2 separate regions of the Homo sapiens genome follow, and region 1 is linked to region 2. The links are chromatin loops, found by intact Hi-C in ENCODE. Cell type or tissue: CD4-positive, alpha-beta T cell. All regions are shown on one strand. Each heading gives the region's core, and the rest is flanking DNA. Links, peaks and the distances in the headings are about the cores only. Region 1 holds the start of LOC105374796 (a long non-coding RNA gene). Region 2 has its middle 16 kb from the start of CD207.

What was found. Hi-C counts contacts between places; a loop is a spot of excess contacts. Peaks named below come from ENCODE experiments on the same cell type or tissue, not always from the same donor. Only the 100,000 strongest peaks of a DNase experiment are listed, where the experiment ranks them.
Region 1: it touches region 2 in a loop (3.0-fold over the local background); 4 of 110 quality-filtered maps call a loop at or near these places.

What each region holds. Positions count from the first base shown.
Region 1 is chr2:70,998,400-71,006,679 of GRCh38, reverse strand. It overlaps LOC105374796 (a long non-coding RNA gene), which reads right to left and starts at 5,422. Exons shown (of 2, transcript XR_940232.3): 1 at 5,288-5,422; 2 at 3,746-4,169. RefSeq lists an enhancer at 4,920-5,872. In CD4-positive, alpha-beta T cell, for the core only: CTCF peaks have their summits at 5,173 and 5,372 (motif pointing right); a DNase peak (open chromatin) is centred at 5,419; H3K4me3 peaks cover 636 bases.
Region 2 is chr2:70,846,228-70,857,859 of GRCh38, reverse strand. No RefSeq gene overlaps it. Among named protein-coding and RNA genes, the nearest start is that of CD207, 16 kb to the right of the region's middle. In CD4-positive, alpha-beta T cell, for the core only: no CTCF peak of the experiment used is centred there; a DNase peak (open chromatin) is centred at 5,939.

The sequences.
Region 1 (8,280 bases), core at 4,404-6,903, 150 kb before region 2:
TTGTCTTCACTGTCATTACACACACACAGACACACAGACACACAGACACACACACACACACACACACACACTACATGCAGCCAGTCAAGGCAGCAGCCCTAAAATTAGTCACACATTGATTTTGGTCTCTTACTGGTCTCTGGCTGTGGTTTCAGACTCACATCACTACCATTGCCCACCCCCAGCCCCCTCCCCCTGAAGGTGCATGGAGAGTGCTGGTGAGTAAAGACAGGCAGCTTGGGTGGGACAGGCAGTATGGCTGCCACAGGAAGCTGATCTGCTGTGCTGGGCTCGGAGATTTCAGGTTTGGGATGAAATTAAGAGGTAATCTAGCCTCTCCCATCCCTCTGCCATCAACTGGTGCCATCAGCCGCAGTTGTGTGTGTGTGAGAGAGAGAGGGCGCCTGCTCCTATCCAACCTGATTCTCCAAGGACCCTTCTTAGGATGGGCCCCTCATTCCCCATTCCAGACTGGGGAAGTGGGAAAGTGGGGTGGGGGCATCCACTGGTGCATCGACTCCTGAGCATCTCCCTCATGTCTGGCTCAATATTTGGCCAGGGTGTGGTGAGCAGACAAGGGTCTCACAGACTGGTCAGTGAGGCAAGGTTTTAAAGGCCTGGAAAGTCAGATAAGAAGCAAGAGAAGTCACAGGGAGTCAGTGAGTATGTCCCATGAGGACAGTGAATGCTGGGTGCAAAGAGGAAGCTAGAGGAGAAAAGGTTAGAATGGACTGGAGCAGTTGGGAAGGCTTCCTGGAGGCAGGGATGTTACCTAGGTCTTGAAAGACTGATAACTGGATAGGCAGAGAGAAGGGGCAGGAAGGGCGCGTGGAGTGATCACGGGTGGCATGGAGGAGGGGTTTGCGCAGGAGGCAGGGACACGGGATGGACAGGGCTCTTCAGAGTTTCAGAGCTATGACTCAGAGTGTCATGGCTGACTCTGAGCCTGTGCAAGACCTGGGGGGAGCTGCACCAGGAGGGACGGACATGCTGCCCAGGAAATGCTGGCAAAAAAGAGAGGAGGCTGGCAAAGGGATTGACACTTGTCTCATACAAAGAATGGCTGTGATAAGACATGGTCTGGAAGAAGACTTGGGGGCTGTGTGTGTGTGTGTGTGCCTGCATGCGTGTGCATGTGAGAAACATTTGAAGAGTGGACGTTCCGAGGCAGTGTATTTCAGTGGGTAAGCATGTGGATGCTGTTGCCAGGAAGACTGGGGCCTGGGGTGACCAACTTGTCCCAGTATGCCAGTGGCTTTCCTGGCTTAAGCACTGAAAGTCCAGTGTCATGAGTACACTAGTATGGATTGCCCTACCTGGGACTTGCTAGCTGCTACCTAACTTCTCTGTGCCTCAGATTCCTCCTCTGTAAAATGGATCTAATGGATACCTATTTTGGCTGTGTCTGGTGGCTCACACCTGTAATTCCAATGTGTCATGCATGCGAGTGGTGGGTGGGACCAAGACAGCTCCAGGGCTCACCTTTGCTGGGTAGGATTAGGAGGAAGGGCAGGCTGGGCAGGGCTGGCCTCACTTGCAGCCCCCTCCACCGCCGTCATCTCTGTAGCTATGCATAGGAGAAGGTGGGTGTTGGTGCTCAGGACTCTAGTGGCCCAGTGTTCTCCTGTGCTTCTCCTTCTCTAGGGCTGTGTTCCATCCTGGCTGCCCTGTGGAAGCCCTGAAGAAATGGGACGTGGCCCTGTGGAAGCAGGCTGACTTGAAGAGCTGCTGATGCTGGAGCCCGTCCTAGAGAGTCTGATTCAAACTGTCTGAGTTAACTACAATGAACGGCCACAGATGAGAGCTACCAGACTGGGAGTTAGGGGACAACAAGGGGACATCGGTATGGCTGGCTGTGGGACAGGCAGGGCCCAGACTCTGGATCAGCATCTGTTGACCCCTGGGAACCTCCTCTTCTGGAGCAGTTAGGACACTTGAGTTGCAAGAAATAGAAACTCAGTAGTGCCTCAAAGAACCCAAGGGTGCTGGGAGCAGCCAGAACCGGAAGGGTCTGTAAGGCTGAGGCCACACCCCACTGACTGTACCCTCCTCACAAGCATCAGCTAGGGCCTTTTCACCATAGACTGGCTTCCTCTGTCATTGCCACGTGGCATAAATGTCCACCACGGGGCTCACAAGCTGCCATCGAGATGGCTCAGTGCCACACACTGCACACAGGCCAATCTGGCCTCACTCATGTCCACTCTCCAGTTGTGGGAAAAAGCCCATTTAGCCAGCTTGGGTCAAGGATCTCCACCTCTAACGGAGGGAGGGTGACTTGGCAGAAATATGGCTGCAGAGGCCATCCCCATAGGCAGGATAACTCCTGCCCACCTCACGTACCTCTTCATGCCAGGACCTGTGCTGGGAACTGTGGACACAGAGATGAGGACACTCCATGGCCTACTCAGGAAATATTTGAACTGGGCTTTGAAAAATGGGTGGGTGTTTTTCAGGTGGAGAGGTGGGCAAGTGGTAATGCGTGATGGGGGATTCTGTGTCTGAGGCAAGAACCCCACAGAAAGAGAAGATAGCGCCCAGCTCTCTCCCCTCTGTCTGGGTGGAGTGGAGAATGCCAAGGCATGGAGGGACCCCCGAGGGAGACCATCCTAACGTGTTCTTTGGATTTGAGATTCACTGTGCATTTTCCTCCTCCCGCCACCACCCACTGCCCCAGAATCAGACCTTCCTCCTCCAGTGGTTGGGCTGAGGGTGATATGGAGAGTTGTTCTATTTTGTGTTTGTTTTTTTAAAAGCAGGGCACACTGCTGCTCTAAACAAAATAGAGGCTCTGCTGGGAAGGAAAAAAGGAAAATAGGACTTCGGGCACAAACCCTCAACCTATGGACATGGTCCCCTTGATTGTCAGCATCTGACTCTGACTCTGCACAAGACCTGGGGGAAGCTGCACCAGGAGGGATGGACATGCTGCCCAGGAAACACTGGCGAGAGAGGGAGGAGGCTGGCAAAGGGACTGGCACTTGTCTTAAATGAAGAATGGCTGTGAAAAGGTGAGACATGGTCCAGAAGAAGACTTGGGGGCATTGTGTGTGTGTGTCTGCGTGCGTGTGCGTGTGAGAAACATTTGAAGAGTGGACGTTCCAAGGCAGTGTATTTCAGTGGGTAAGCATGTGGATGCTATTGCCAGGAAGACTGGGGCCTGGGGTGACCAACTTGTCCCAGTATGCCAGTGGCTTTCCTGGCGTTAGCACTGAAAGTCCAGTGTCATGAGTATACTAGTATGGATTGCCCTACCTGGGACTTGCTAGCTGCTACTTAACTTCTCTGTGCCTCAGATTCCTCCTCTGTAAAATGGATCTAATGGGTACCTATTTTGGCTGGGTGTGGTGGCTAATGCCTGTAATTCCAGCACTTTGGGAGGCCGATGTAGGCAGATTGCTTGAGCCCCAGGAGTTCAAGACCAGCCTGGGAAACATGGCAAAATCTTGTCTTTATGAAAAAATACAAAAATCAGCCAGGCATGGTGGCATACTCCTGTAGTCCCAGCTTCTCAGGAGGCTGAGGTAGGAGAATCACCTGAGCCTGGGAATGTCAACACTGCAGTGAGCCGTGATCATGCTACTGCGCTCCAGCCTGGGTGACAGAGCGACTCTGTCTCAATAATAATAATAATAATAATAATAATAATAATATCTACTTTATAGAATTATTGTGGGTGTTAAACAAGAGAGTGTATAAAGGACCTAACCCAGTCCCTGGCAAAAGACATGTCCAACAAATATCATCTATTTATAATAAATTATATTAGATATATAGGCTTTTTCTGGCAGTCCCAAGTGTGGAAACTGGACCAATCTGTTTAGTGTAAGGAAAAATTTCCTCACAGATCGTGGGGTAGTGAATTGCCATGGTATTCAAATATAGGCTGATGTAGGGCCTGGTTGTGAAGTGGAATGTAGAGCTAGCATCCTCCTCATCCAGAAATTTCTTTTTTCATTTGTTTGTTTTTTTGAGACATGGTCTTGCTCTGTCGCCCTGGCTGGAGAAGTTGCTCAGGCTGGCAGAAGTTTCTTAGTTCTCTGATACATTCAATGTCATCCTCTTCTCTTTGTTTCTTTCTTTTTTCTGAGGAGAGGAGCCAGCTTGTCAGAGAGAGCTGCACCTTTTCTTCTCATCAGGAATTCCTGTCATGGGAGGACCCCCTGGAGCTGCTTGGATAAAGACAGAGAGACACTTCAGCCGAGATTCCAGTGATCCGCGTTATGCTAATGACAGGAGTGACCGTGAATGGCTTTCTGCTGTCCTGGCTAATGGGGCTGCCTCAGGAGAGGAGCTGCTAGCCCAGGGAGGCTGGACTTTCATCAGCCAGCTGCCCGCCTCCCTGCGCCCCAGGCTATGGGACTAGAGCAGCCCTGCTCAGGGGCTCTGCTGCATGTGTGTGCATGCATGTGTGTGTGTGTGTGCATGTGTGTGTGTGCTTCCCTCCCCACCCGTTCCTTCTTGTCGTTCCCCAGCCCCACCCCTTCACCCCCGCCCCACCCCCTGCCCTTTATCCTCTAGTGGTTTAGCTGAAGACAATGCTGAGGCAATTAATAGTGCCCTTTGAGGACTTGTCACTAGGAAGCTCTTTAATCCAGCCACCTGAGTTGGGGCCGCAGGCATGTGACAGGGATGGGGGGGTGCCAGGACTGTGTGGCAGCTGCTTGGGTGAGGCACAGGCACCGTGTAGAAACCAGGTTGGGAGGCCTAGCTTCCCTAGACACATAGATTATGTGGACATAGCAGGGGTCATTGTTTTTCATTGTAGTTTGTCTCTCACTAGAATTTTGGTCTTGCTAGCCGGCTGCAGAACCAAGATCTTAGAGGTGGGGTGCCAAGCAACACACCTGCCAACTACAGGGGCCATCACAGGAAAAATTTCCCCCAGCATGTGGCACCTTAAAGAGGGGACATCGTGTGGTGGATGGCATGTGTTAGGGTGCAGTGGGGCGGGCGGTAACCTCTCTCCTCAGCTCTTCCTACCCCAAAGCTGTGCTCCTGGGAGGCCTGGGGAGCTGGTGGGGAAGGAGTTCAGGTCCAGGTAAGAGCCACACCGGGGGAGGAGAAGACTAGGCAGAGGGAGGGCCCTGGGCCTCCAGGCCTGTCTCTGCCATGTCTGATTTCACAGTGTCTCTCACAGTCTCTCACACAACAACCATCGTCTGTAGCCAGACCATGCCGGGGCAGCAGGAGCCCTGATGCCGAGGTGGACCCTGTCTACAATTTTGTGTACTGTGTGTGTGTGGTGGGTGGGTGTCGGCTGTGTGTACTCTCGGGGCCTGCCCACCTGGCCTTCATGAGTCGGGTAGTGGGGTCCCCACTGTCTCTCAAAACTGCTTTCCATAAGCGATGAACCTGGCTTCGGTCCTCGCCAGCTCCTCTGGTCGCCACTAGAGGGCAGCAGCCAACACAGCCCGGCAAGGGGAACTTTGGCGGCCGACTTCCGGCCGTACCGCCTCCTACTTCCACCTCCCCGCACCTTCCTAGCCCCTGGGGATGTGCAGGTCCCCAGCGTGTGGGTGGACCACTGGGACCACAGATCCTACTAAGGATGTCCTTGGCCTCAGGCATAGTGAATGTGTAAGTCTGTTAGAATGAGAAGGGGAGTGGGTGAAGACAGTGGAGGGGACCAGGGGTGGTCAAAGCCAGAACCCTGAGGTGTATTCATTTGTTCCTGCAAGGATAAAGGCAGGGGAGAAGAGGAAAAGCCCGGGGGACCAGGCAGCCTGCAGGGAGATGAGGCAGGACCCAGCCCACTGGCCAAATGGCACCTGATGACAAGGCAGGCAGAATCACCCTAACTGCAAAGTCAGGTGACTCAACTCAGAAAGACCAGAGAAAACCATGTGGACTCCGGAGCCAGCCTGCCCCGGTTTGACCCCTGGCTGCTTAAAATATTAGTGGTATGACTTTGGACAAGATATTGAACCTCTCCGTGCCTTGGTTTCTTAGCTGTGATGGAGACAGTAATAGTATCGCCTGTGCTAGATGTGTGTATTAAATAGGTTAGTACATACAAATCACATAGAGCAGTGTCTGACACAGAGAAAGAACACTATAAATGCTAGCAATTATTGCTTTCTGCACTTCATCTCAGCCAAAAACCTGAAAAGAAATTTGGTCTTTGTTTTCTGAAGCAGAGACACCTATTATGTTGAAATAACTAGTTTCCCCTAGAACCCTCTCATGAAATATACGGAGTTGGTCCTTCACCCTACAAACATTAAATGGTAACATTTGTGTGTGGTTTTTTTTTCTCTCTTTTTCTTTTTTTTCCCTTGAGATGGAGTTTCGCTCTTGTTGCCCAGGCTGTAGTGCAATGGCGCGATCTTGGCTCACCTCAACCTCTACCTCCTGGGTTCAAGTGATTCTCCTGCCTCAGCCTCCCGAGTACCTGGGATTACAGGCATGCGCCACCAAGCCGGCTAATTTTTTTAATTTTTAGTAGAGACGGGGGTTTCTCCATGTTGGTCAGGCTGGTCTCGAACTCCCGACCTCAGGTGATCCACCCGCCTCGGCCTCTCAAAGTGCTGGTATTACAGGAATGAGCTATCGTGCCCGGCCCTTGTGGGGTTTTTTGGAGACAAGGTCTCACTCTGTCACTCAGGCTGGAGGGCAGTGGTGCAAACATGGCTTATTGCAGGTTCAACCCCCTGGGCTCAAGGGATCCTCCCACCTGCACCTCTCAAGTAGCTAGGACCACAAGTGTGTGCCACCATGCCCAGCTAATTTTTTTTATTTCTTGTAGAGATGGGGTCCCACTATGTTTCCCAGGCTAGTCTTGAACTCCTGGGCTCAAGCAATCCTCCTGCTTCAGTGCCCAAATTGCTGGGATTACAGATGTGAGCCACCATGCCCGGCCACCTGTCAATATTTAAATCAACAAACTGGTCAGTCACCTTTGAACCTCCAAACCCTTTCACTCTTGAAATGAGTCCCTTGAATTGAGTGTGGGGACCTGCTATCCTTCCTTCCCTCCTTCAGGCAAGGCCTGGGTTTGCTCCCCTTGTAACTCCTTCCCCAAACACAGCCTAAGGATCCTCCCTGAGCCCCGCCCTGTCCTGTTGGGTCAGGTGGACCTGACTTCTCACCACTCTCAGGAAATGGTGGCCTCTCTCTTCCTGCCATCGGAGGAAATTTGAATCCTCAGCCTTACCTCTCTCAGGCTACTTTTGGCTTTAAAACTGTGGGAAGTGAAAGTGCCCAGCCCTGGAAAAACAAGGCTGGTTCAAAGGTGAAAGCACTTAACCTTTTGGGGCCTCCAGTTTCCCTTATCTACAATTCTGGAGAGGGATGGGGGATATTTTTATAGTTTCCTCCTTCCCTGGGAAGATGTTTAGGGAAAAAAAAATACCAATTGAGACTTTACTGGTTGGGTGTGGTGTCTCATGCTTGTAATCCCAGCACTTTGGGAGGCTGAGGCAGGTGGATCACTTGAGGCCAGCCTGGCCATCATGACAAAACTCCATCTCTACAAAAATATAAAAATTATCTGGGCATGGTGGTGAATGCCTGTAATACCAGCTGCTTGGGAGGCTGAGGCAGGAGAATTGCTTGAACCCGGGAAGCGGAGGTTGCAGTGAGCTGAGATTGTGCCACTGCACTCCAGCCTGGGCAACAGAGCAAGACTCCATGTCAAATAAGTAAATAAATGAGAGAGACAGAGAGAGAGAGAGAGAGTGAGAGAGAGATACTTTACTGTGCCGTTACTCACTGATGCTTCCGTGTCTCCAATACAAACTCCTCAATAGAAAAGATCTGGACATGAAGCTCCCCTATTGGAACAATCAGGGATGACCAAGTCCCATGACCTAAGGTTAGCAAACTTACCAGTAAGGCACAACTCAATGGTTTTTCCTCACATAGGGACTGGGTAACAACAGGAAATTGGAGACATCCTAGCAGGCCCATCATATTATGAACATTTTAATTGTAAACTTCATTTATGAATAGGTAACACCTTTCCATATCTTTACATAGTTCAATATTTTAAGGATATAAAAAGACATACAGTGGGAATGCTGTTTCCTACTCTGAAACCCCACCCCTTCTCTTCCTAGGAAGCAAGCAATATTACTGTTTTCTAACGTATCCTTCCAGAGATATTTTATAGAAAGAAATGTGTAGCCTGGGTGACGTGGCTCATGCCTGTATTACCAAAGTACTACTTTGGGAGGCTGTGGCAGGAGGATTGCTTGAGCCCAGGAGTTCAAGACCAGCCTGGACAGCATAATGAGACCTCATCTGTACAAAAAATAAAAATAAAAAAATCAGCCAGGT
Region 2 (11,632 bases), core at 4,820-7,319:
GGAAACGTCCAAACTCATCCTATGAGGCCAGCATTAGTCAATATCAAAACCAGACACAATAAAAAAGAAAACTACCAGTCAATATCCTGATGAACATAGGAGCAAAAATTCTCAACAAAATTCTAACAAACCCAACAACACATTAGAGAGATCATCTACCATAATCAAGGGAAATTTATTTCAGGGATAAAGCCTGGTTTAACATAAGCAAATCAATAAACATGATACATCACATTAACAGAGTTAAGGACAAAAAGCATATGATCATTTCAATAGATGCTGAAGAAGCATTCTATAAAATTCAATATCCTTTCATGATTAAAAAATTCTCAACAAACTGGGTACAAAAGGAATAAACTTCAAAACAATAAAGGCCATATATGACAAATGTACAGCTAATATCACACTGAATAGGGAAACACCAAAAGCCTTTTCTCTAACATCTGGCACAAGACGAAGATGCCCACTTTCACCACTTTTATTCAACATAGTACTGGAAGTCCTAGTCAGAGCAATTAGTCAAGAAAAAGGGCAACCAAATTGGACAGGAAAAAGTCTAATTATCCTTGTTTGTAGACAAACACGACCTTATATTTATTATTATTTTAAATACACAGTTTATTTTATTTTATGAAGCTCCAGGATACATGTACAGGATGTGCAGGTTTGTTACATAGGTAAACGTGTGCCATGGTGATTTGCTGCACCTATGAACCCATCACCTATGCATTAAGCCCAGCATGCATTAGCTATTTTTCCTGATGCTCTTCCTGCCCTGAGTCCTGCGTACTCTACCCAATGCCCTGTGAATTATAAATTTTCTAGTCTGGCTGATGGAAACAGGCACCATTCTAGGCTTTGCATGGGCAACATTTTTACTTCTAATCCCTTTGAATGGTTCTTTCTCCAGCTTCAGGTGCTTTCCTCACACACATGTGCTGACTGATGCTGAATGCTCCAGATCTCTGGAATTCTGTATCTGAGCAGCTCTCTCCTGTCTGCTCAGATATAGAACTCCAGAGATCTGGATTACATGCTCTGTCCTGTGTACTCTAGCTACTGTGGTATCCCTGGACTCTCAGCTCTGTCTTCTCAACTCAGGGAGTCTGCCTGGTGCCTTCTGTTCTTCCTCTTGGTGCTGTGGCCTGGAAACTCTGCAGGTAGTAAGCTAGGGCAGTCATAGAGCTTACCTCATTTGTTTCCTTTGTTTCAGGGATCACTATTCTTCATTGCCTGATGTCCAGTGTCCTAAAAACCACTGTTTTCTGTATATTGTCTGTTTTATCTTAGGTGTGAGAGTAAACATAATCTCTGTTACTCCATCTTGGCCAGAAACACAAATCTTCATTTGACCATGTTAGTTTTGAACCAGGCCAAGCCAAATTCCCAGATGATTTAAAGATGCCGCTAGAGGAGTCCTAGGGCATCTCAGTAGATTTGCATCCAGCTTCTGTTTTCAGGATTCACTCAATAAATGCATTGATCCTCTCCACACCAGCTGGGTGCGGTTGGTATTATAGGTGAGGGTGACATGTCTGGTTCTGTGGTCCCACAATGGAATCCTCAAGGATATACACCCCTTGGGTGTAACACTGTCAGTAAATAGTCTCTCTGCCTAGTGGGGCATCTTCTTGGTCTTGATTAAGGTCTCTGGCACAGAGGCTTCTGGATAGAGGTACATCCTAGTTTCCATGTCCTTCGTCAAAACATGTTTGTTCCAGTGTTTCAGGCATTGTTATCCAAAGGCAATAAACAGTTGGTCCTAGGAGCTCTGGAGCACTTGCTCTGGAGCACAGAAAATTCTTCAGTATTTTTCTAGTGGGGGAGGGTTCAAAACCTGAGCAGCATCAGGGCTGTGGAGTCCAGGGGACACCAGGAGGCCAGGTTGGGCAACAGTTGGAACACACTTGCTGGGTTCCCAGCTAAGCCACTACTCAGCACCACCCTCACATGAGGGGTGTCAAGTTGCACTAACAGTTTATTTTAAAAGAAAACCACAACCTGAGTCTAATCATAAGGAAGCAATCAGACAAGTCCAGAATTGGGCATTCTACAAGCAATGGACATGAACTCTTTAATATGTTAATATGATGAAAGATAAAAAGAGGGGAGTGTGTGTAAGTGATGGTTGTGGTTATGAGGCTGGCCTAGATTAGTGGAAACTAAGGAGCCGTGACAACCAAATACCATGTGTGAACTTTAATTGGATCCTGGGATCAGGAAATAAACCTAACTTCTTTGGGTAAATATTTTAATTTAAGGGTTTTTGTAAATTTTTTTTTTCTGATACAGGGCCCCTCTCTGTTGCCCAGGTTGAAGTGCAATGGTGTGATCATGGCTTACTGCAACCTCGACCTCCTAAGCTCAAGTGATCCTCCCACCTCAGCCTCCACAGTGTCTGGGACTATAGGCATGCACCACCACAAATTTTTTTAGTTTTTTGTAGAGCTGAGGTTTCACTATGTTGCCCAGGCTGGTCTTAAACTCCTGGACTCAGGTGATGCTCCTGCCTTGGACTCCCAAAGTGCTGGGATTACAGGCATGAGCCACTGTGCCTGGTCTGTAAATTTTTATAACGGCTTTGATATTTTATCCACATTAAATTCCTTGGGTGTGGTAATTGTATTAGGATTATGGGGGGAGAATGTCCTTGTTTGTTTTTAGGTAAGGGCTGAAATATCAAATAACGCTGAAATGCTGCAATTTACTTTCAAGTGGTTCACTAAGAAAAGATATATGTACATGTATGTAAATACATACATACCTACATATATACATTCACAAGTGCAAAGGGCCTGTGAAGAAATGGGCTTGGCATATTTCCAAACATAAAGAAAGCCAGTGAGGAGAGTGGTGAGAGATGGGAATGTGAAGATAGGCTCCAGATCCCAAAGGGTTTTGTTAGATGATCAGGATATTTTTCTTTTCTTTTAAGGGTAATGAGACTCTTTTGAAGCAAAGGACTAGTGGGATCAGGTTTATGTTTTACTCTGCTGTTATTCATCTAATTTCTCCCCACATACCCAGGAAATGTCCTCGGGTCCCTGGAGTTGTTACACTCATGGAAAGGGTTTTTGTTCCTTGTAGGGAGGTAGCTGGTGGCCAAACATGAGGCCTTTGTGGTCCTGGTGGTTCTTGCTCCAGGGAAAGCACCAGAGCTTTCCCTATCAATCACCCACTCCTGAGAAACTGACCATAGGCCACAATCACATAAAGGAGCCATGCCCACATCAGGGAGTTGTGGCATGAGGGCAGCCAGGCCTCTCGTGGCCAGGGAAGAGGAACAGTTCATTTTGGAGTCTACAGACAGAACTTAAAAGCCACAGCAGGTTGTTGGCGGAAGTTGGTGGAAATCGACAGATAAGTTCTCAGAACGGAGACTCCTCTAAGGGGCTGGGGCTCATTCCTTCCATTTTATACTGGGGCCTTTGCATCTTTTCCCTACTCTGGGTCTCCTGGGTAGCATTTAACAGTGTCATACTCCTAGTATCTCTGTCCTTCCATCCCAAACCTATAGGCAAACCCCTCTCTTCTCCTTTCTGGAGAGCAAGGCTGGGGGAAAACCACACACTTGGATAGATCTTGGCCATGGGAGGAAAACAGTGGTGCCCTGGCATTGTCCTTTACAGGCTTACGGGAGCCTATTGTGGGCCTCTCTTCACAACCGTGTTTGGTGACATCGTGCCAAGTTGAAATCAGCTATTGTGGGGATATTTACACAATGATAACTGGCAAAAATTCAAATCAGAGTTTTGTGTCTAAACCTAAGAGGCCAATTTTAAACACCAATGAACAATTGCGTATTCCATTTGTTTAAAATTATTTTCTACTCTTTTACTTTTCATATTGAAGTTTCTCAGGAGTTTTCTTCTGGACTAATGGTCTTAACCTTGAGAACAGGCTTAATGTTAAGAATGGTGCTCATAAAACAGATCTTAGAGACATGAGGAGAAATAGTCCTTCCCACAAAACTACAGGAAAGCAGATCTATTTAAAGCAAGTTCTGAGAAGGAGGTATATTGAGAATAATCACAAAGAGCATCAGTTTTACTCTTTTGCCCAGTGGGGGGACTTGTTGAAGGTGTATAATCCTGTTCTGTTTCATAACAAAGGAGTCTTTTTTTTTTTTTTTTTTTTTTTTTTTTTGAGACAGAGTCTAACTCTGCCTCCCAGGCTGGAATACAGTGGCATGATCTCAGCTCACTGCAACCTCTGCCTCCCAGGTTCAAGTGGTTCTCCTGCCTCAGCCTCCCGATTAGCTGAGATTATAGGTGCCTACCACCATGCCCGGCTAATTTTTGTATTTTTAGTAGAAATGGGGTTTCACAACATTGGTCAGGCTGGTCTTGAACTCCTGACCAGGTGATCTGCCCGCCTCGGCCTCCCAAAGTGAGAGCCACTGCACCTGGCCAGTTACAAAGGAGTCTTTTAAGATGTCTGGACTTCAGAGATTGTTGTTATGTACTGTAAACGGTAACCTTTAACCCTAAAAGTCTGTAATTCTGATTGGTGTGTTTCTCAATAATTTGATTCCTTTATAGCAATATTTACATTTATATATATACACATATATATTTTCTTTTATATATATTTTTATATAAATATAAATATATAAATATATAAATATATATATATATATATATATATATATATTCTTTTCTGCGGTTATAACTTGCAAGGTTTTAAGTGAGCCCAGAAAGGGAGCTTTGGCATTTCCCTTGCCTACCTCCATGTGTGTCTGAGAGCCTTTGACATTTACAGACCACCATGAATAAGCAGTCTCTGAGCTGCCCACCCATTTCTTTGCCTTTAGTGAGTTTCCTCTTCTGTTATCCTTTACTATTGTTCTAAATCTTCACTCCTCTTTTCAGTTCCTCTTTGTAACTCCCACAGAGGATCTTTCTTCCCACTTTATCAAAACAACCAGAGAAGAGTGATGCAAAATAGCTGCAGAGAATCCTACAGGCAGATTTCTGGGAACAATGGTGGGGTAGGAGCTGACTAGCTAACCAAAATGAAAAGAATGAAGTAGCTAAGACCATACCAGCAGTCCTGAAACCAGGAATGTCAAAAACCTTGAGAAGTGTCATCAAGAAGCAGAAATTTGGGTTTTAGGATGGAAAGGTGAATGTATAATCCAACATGGTCTTCCCTCGCAGGGTGACAGTGGGGCAAATTCTGAAATATTTCACTGACGCTTCCACCCCAACATCCTCTACACCAAGCCCATTACCAAGTCTTGTTAATTCTGTTCCTAAATATATATGAAGCCCCCCAATTTCTCTGCATATCCACCATTTCTAATGAGCTGGTTTTGGTATATAGGAAAGTTATTAATGTGGATTATTTTTGTCTATATGAAGATTAACCCTCATCAATTTAAATAACTCTTCCAGGTTTAGGTAAAAAAATCATATCATCTACAAATAATAATGTTGTCTTCTTCCCTTCAAACAAAAGGTTGGTGCTCACAAGAAGAAAACCAAAACAAGTTTGACCGACAGGTATAAATGAAATAGAGAAACACCACATGCAGGTGGATATAAAAACTATCCTAAAGACATCAACTCTCCCTAAGTTATTTTACAGCTTTACTAAAACTCCACTTAAAATCCCAATAGGACTTGCCAAAGGGTAATTTGAAAGAGCAAGTTAAAAATGGCAAAGAAAATTTTAATTAAGAAAAGGTTAAGAAGGAGGCCTGCCATATTTTAAGATGTTTTATAAAGCAGCTATTAGTTTAGGGATATCAAGATAATTTGAAGACCAGTGAAACAGAATAGAGAGCCCTAAACAGACCCCAGAATAGAACACTTTATAAATGTCTGAGGAAGCATCTGAACGTAATGGGGAAGGTAGAGAGTACTCAATAGAAGGGTGATGATATTCTGTGGGGAGCATGGCTTCCTGTGAAGGGGGTGGTGATTCTTTGTGTGATTCATCTGGGGAAGTGGCAAGATCTCACAGAGCAAACTAGAACTGGGAAATCAGAGAGAACTTCAGTCTCTCTGAATCGTCCTTTCTTGAATTCAGGCCAGTGTTTCTCAGAGTGAGAAGTGTCATCTGTGAAGAGAGTGTGAAAGCAAAATGATACCGAAACCCCGGTATAAAAATGTTAAACATATTTAACACAGGACTTCTCAGGAACTTTAATATGATTCTCAAAAAAAAAGTAGACAGTATGAAATATTTCACCAACTTATTTAGTCTTGGACCCTTTTCTGGGAAGAACATCCTGGACTAGTGTTTGAGGCAACACATGTTGGGAAGGCTGGGTCACTCTTAGAAGGAGAGGGGATAACTTGGTGGGTATATTACACAGGGTTTATTTTAAAAATTTATTATTATTATTATTATTATTTGAGACAGAGTCTCACTCTGTCACCCAGGCTGGAGTGCAGTGGTGTGGTCTCAGCTCACTGCAGCCTCCGTCTCCCAGGTTCAAGCGATTCTCCTGCCTCAGCCTCCTGAGTAGCTGGGATCACAGATGCCCGCCACCACACCTGGCTAATTTTTGTATTTTTAGTAGAGACGGGGTTTCTCAATGTTGGCCAGGGTAGTCCTGAACTCCTGACCTCAAGTGATCTGCCTGCCTCCACCTCCCAAAGTTCTGGGATTACAGGCATGAGTCACTGCACCCAGTCACAGTGTTCTCTATTGGAAACAACAAGCCTATGTCTGCATAACTTAAGCATAAAGGGAATTTATTCAGAGGGTGGCCATTTGCTCTCAGATTCAATGGGAAGACTTGAAAACGAGGCAGAACCAAAGAAAGAGTGCATTATTGTCTCAATCACACAGATGGTGGCGTCTGACTGCCTGAGCCTGGACAATATGCCTGAGATCCAGCTGCCAGGCAGTTAGAAAGAAGAAACAACTCTTTTTGTCTTCTCACTGGGAGTTGGGGGTCCTGCCTACCATAGATTTTTGAGATTCATCTTTATCAGTAAGGGTATTCTGGACAGGCCAAAAAGACAACTATCTTTACAGCCCAATACCCATACACATACTTTTCCTTGTGCTGACATTTCCTCAAGCTGTTGTCACCTGATCTGGAGCAGTTGTATCTTACCCAACAGAAAACATACGCTCTTTCTAAGAGCAGGCACCCCCCGCCGCCACACTGTCTTTTAAGTTATTGCATCCAGCTTTAAGTCTAGGATTACTGAACGACTGATTTTCCTCCTCTTTTTCTTTGAGATGGAGTCTCCCTCTGTCACCCAGGCTGGAGTGCAGTGGTGCAATCTTGGCTCACGGCAACCTCCGCCTCCCAGGTTCAAGAGATTCTCCTGCCTCAACCTCCGAGTAGCTGGGATTACAGGCACCCACCACCACACCCAGCTAATTTTTGTATTTTTAGTAGAGACGGAGTTTCACCATGTTGGCCAGGCTGGTCTCGAACTCCTGACCTCAGGTGATCACCCGCCTCGGCCTCCCAAAGTGCTGGGATTACAGGCACGAGCCACTGTGCCCAGCCCCTCCTCTAGTTCTGTTATTATTCCATTTGGATATTTGAACAGTTATATCCAATGGTAAATGAGAGAGAGAAGAAAGAAAAGCAAAATGAAATTAAAAATATAAAAATATATATAATACAGAAAGGAAGAAATGCAGGTAGTCCTTTTAGTTCTTGTTTCTGCTATGTTCATGAAGCCATATGACTTCCCTCCGTGATTATTCATTTATTCTTTTTTCCTTTTCCCTTTAGTTAGCACATCAGCTATCTGGGTCCTTTACTTGATAGGGTGAACCAAACCTTCACATCTGAGGGAGCTTAGCCTATTGATCATCCTGTTTGTTAAGAGCTCCAGAATTCCAAGCTTTGCAGGCTGAAATAGGTAGATATGAGATATACATTGCTTGGGTCCTATTCATAACCCTCCCTGCCCCCTGTGTTAGTAATTTATTGCTGCATAACAAATTACCCTAAAACTTAGTGGTTTTAAACAACAGATATTTATCATCTCAGTTTTTGTGGGCAGGTATCCAGGTGCAGCTTAGCTGGGTGCATCAAGCTCAAGGTCTCTTATGAGATTACAGTCAAACTATTGGCTGGGGCTGTGGTCCCATCTGAAGACTTGATTTGTGGAGGAAGGTCATGATTCCAAGCTCACAGGAAATGAAGGCAGGGATCATTGAGACTACCTACTATACCCTATTTCTGTGTCAGTGAACTTTCTTCCTTCAAATGTCAGGATCAACTATCCTATGTAGTGGACATGGAGATGTAATTTCCAGATTCTCCTTCAAAGAAGAGCCTACACCAGGTGCAGTGTCATGCATGTGTAGTCTCAGCTGCTCAGAGGCTGAGGCAGGAGGATCACTTGAGCCTAGGAGTTCTGGCCTGTGTAGTGCACTGATTGCACCTGTGAATACCCACTGCACTCCAGCCTGGGCAACATGGTGAGACCCTGTTTCTCTATTAACAACAACAACAACAACAAAAGAGAGAGACAGAGAGAGAGAAGAGCCTGGGCTACTATTGAGCCTATTACCCAAATAGTGAACATAGTATTCGATAGGTAGTTTTCCAACCTTTGTCCCCCTCCCTCCCCACTTTTGGAGTCCTCAGTATCTATTGTTTTCATCTTATGTCTGTGAGTACGCATTGTTTAGCTCCCACTTAGTTTTCATCTTATGTCTGTGAGTACGCATTGTTTAGCTCCCACTTATAAGTGAGAACATTTGGTTTCTTCTTTCTGTATTAATTCACTTAGTTAGGTTAATGGCCTCCAGCTGCTTTCATGTTGCTGCAAAGGACACGATTTCATTCTTTTTAATGGCTGCACAGTATTCCGTGGTGTATATATATCATTTTTTCTTTATTCAGTCCACCATTGATGGGCGCCTAGGTTGATTCCATGACTTTGCTATTGTGAATAGTGCTGCAATAAACATACAAGTGTAGGTGTCTTTTTGGTAGAGTGATTTCCTTTCCTTTGGGTAGAATCCCAGCAGTGGGATTGCTGGACCAAATGGTAGTTCTACTTTTAGTTATTTGAGAAATCTCCATACTGCTTTCCACAGGGGCTAAACTAATTTACATTCTTACCAACAGTGTATAAGTGTTCCCTTTTCTCTGCACCCTCACCAATATCTATTATTTTTTGACTTTTTAGTAATAACCATTCTGACTGCTGTGAGATGTGGTTTTAATTTGCACTTCTATGATGATTAATGATGTTGAGCATTTTTATGTTTATTGGCCATTTGTACATCTCCTTTTGAGAAGTGTCTGTTCATGTCCTTTTCTTACTTTTGAAATTTCACTCTTTGTTATGTAGAGTTCTGTGGGTTTTGACAAATGCATAGAGTGATGTACACCAACACAGTACCATGCAAGGCATTCCATCACCCTTAAGGTTCCCTTGTGCATCTACTTTTTAGCAACCACTTCTCTTTCTGTCAGCTCTTGTCAACCACTAATCAGTTTCCATCCTTCCAGTTTTTCCTTTTTCGGGTGTCATATGAATGGAATCACATAATGTGTTGTCTGTTGGGTCTGGCTTATTTCACATAGTAAAATGCATTCATCTATGTTTTTTTAAATTATTCTTTAAGTTCTAGGGTACATGTGCACAACGTGCAGGTTTGTTACATAGGTATACATGTGCCATGTTGGTTTGCTGCACCCATCAACTGGTCATTTACATTAGGTATTTCTCCTAATGCTATCCCTCCCCCAGCTCCCCACTCCCTGAGAGGCCCCGGCATGTGATGTTGCCCACCCTGTGTCCAAGTGTTCTCGTGTTCAATTCCCACCTATAAGTGAGAGCATGTGGTGTTTGGTTTTCTGTCCTTGCGATAGTTTGCTGAGAATGATGGTTTCCAGCTTCATCCATGTCCCTGCAAAGGATATAAACTCATCCTTTTTAATGGCTGCATAGTGTTCCATGTTGTATATGTGCCACATTTTCTTAATCCAGTCTATCATTGATGGGCATTTGGGTTGGTTCCAAGTCTTTCCTATTGTGAATAGTGCTGCAATAAACATACGTTTGCATGTGTCTTTATAGTAGCACGATTTATAGTCCTTTGGGTATATACGCAGTAATGGGATCGCTGGATCAAATGGTATTTCTAGTTCTAGATCCTTGAGGAATCACCACACTGTCTTCCACAATGGTTGAACTAATTTACACTCCCACTAACAGTGTAGAAGGGTTCCTATTCCTCCACATCCTCTCCAGCATCTGTTGTTTCCTGACTTTTTAATGATTGCCATTCTAACTGGCGGGAGATGGTATCTTGTTGTGGTTTTGATTTGCATTTCTCTGATGGCCAATGATGATGAGCATTTTTTCATATGTCTGTTGGCTGCATAAATGTCTTCTTTTGAGAAGTGTCTGTTCGTATCCTTTGCCCACTTTTTATGGGGTTTTTTTTCTTGTAAATTTGTTTAAGTTCTTTGTAGATTCTGGATATTAGCCCTTTGTTAGATGGGTAGATTGCAAAAGTTTTCTCCCATGCTGTAATTTGCCTGTTCACTCTGATGGTAGTTTCTTTTGCTGTGCAGAAGCTCTTTAGTTTAATTAGATCCCATTTGTCTATTTTGGCTTTTGTTGCCATTGCTTTTGGTGTTTTAGTCATGAAGTCTTTGCCCATGCCTATGTCCTGAAACGGATTGCCTAGGTTTTCTTCTAGGGTTTTTATGGTTTTAGGTCTTACATTTAAGTCTTTACTCCATCTTGAATTAATTTTTGTATAAGGTGTAAGGAAGGGATCCAGTTTCAGCTTTCTACATATGGCTAGCCAGTTTTCCCAGCACCACTTATTAAATAGGGAATCCTTTCCCCATTGCTTGTTTTTGTTAGGTTTGTCAAAGATCAGATGGTTGTAGATGTGTGGTGTTATTTCTGAGGCCTCTGCTCTGTTCCATTGGTCTATATATCTGTTTTGGTACCAGTACCATGCTGTTTTGGTTACTGTAGCCTTGTAGTATAGTTTGAAGTTAGGTAGCGTGATGCCTCCAGCTTTGTTCCTTTGGCTTAGGATTGTCTTGGCTATGCGGGCTCTTTTTTTGGTTCCACATGAACTTTAAAGTAGTTTTTTCCACTTCTGCGAAGAAAGTCATTGGTAGCTTGATGGTGATGGCATTGAATCTATAAATTACTTTGGGCAGTATGGCCATTTTCACAATATTGATTCTTCCTATTCATGAGCATGGAATGTTCTTCGATTTGTTTGTGTCCTCTTTTATTTCATTGAGCAGTGGTTTGTAGTTCTCCTTGAAGAGGTCCTTCACATCCCTTGTAAGTTGGACTCCTTGGTATTTTATTCTCTTTGTAGCAATTGTGAATGGGAATTCACTCATGATTTGGCTCTCTGTCTGTTATTAGTGTATAGGAATGCTTGTGATTTTTGCACATTGATTTTGTATCCTGAGACTTTTCTGAAGTTGCTTATCAGCTTAAGAAGATTTTGTGCTGAGACAATGGGGTTTTCTAAATATACAATCATGTCATCTGCAAACAGGGACAATTTGACTTCCTCTTTTCCTAATTGAATACCCTTTATTTCTTTCTCTTGCCTGATTGCCCTGGCCAGAACTTCCAACACTATGTTGAATAGGAGTGGTGAGAGAGGGCATCCTTGTCTTGTGCCTGCTTTCAAAGGGAATGCTTCCAGTTTT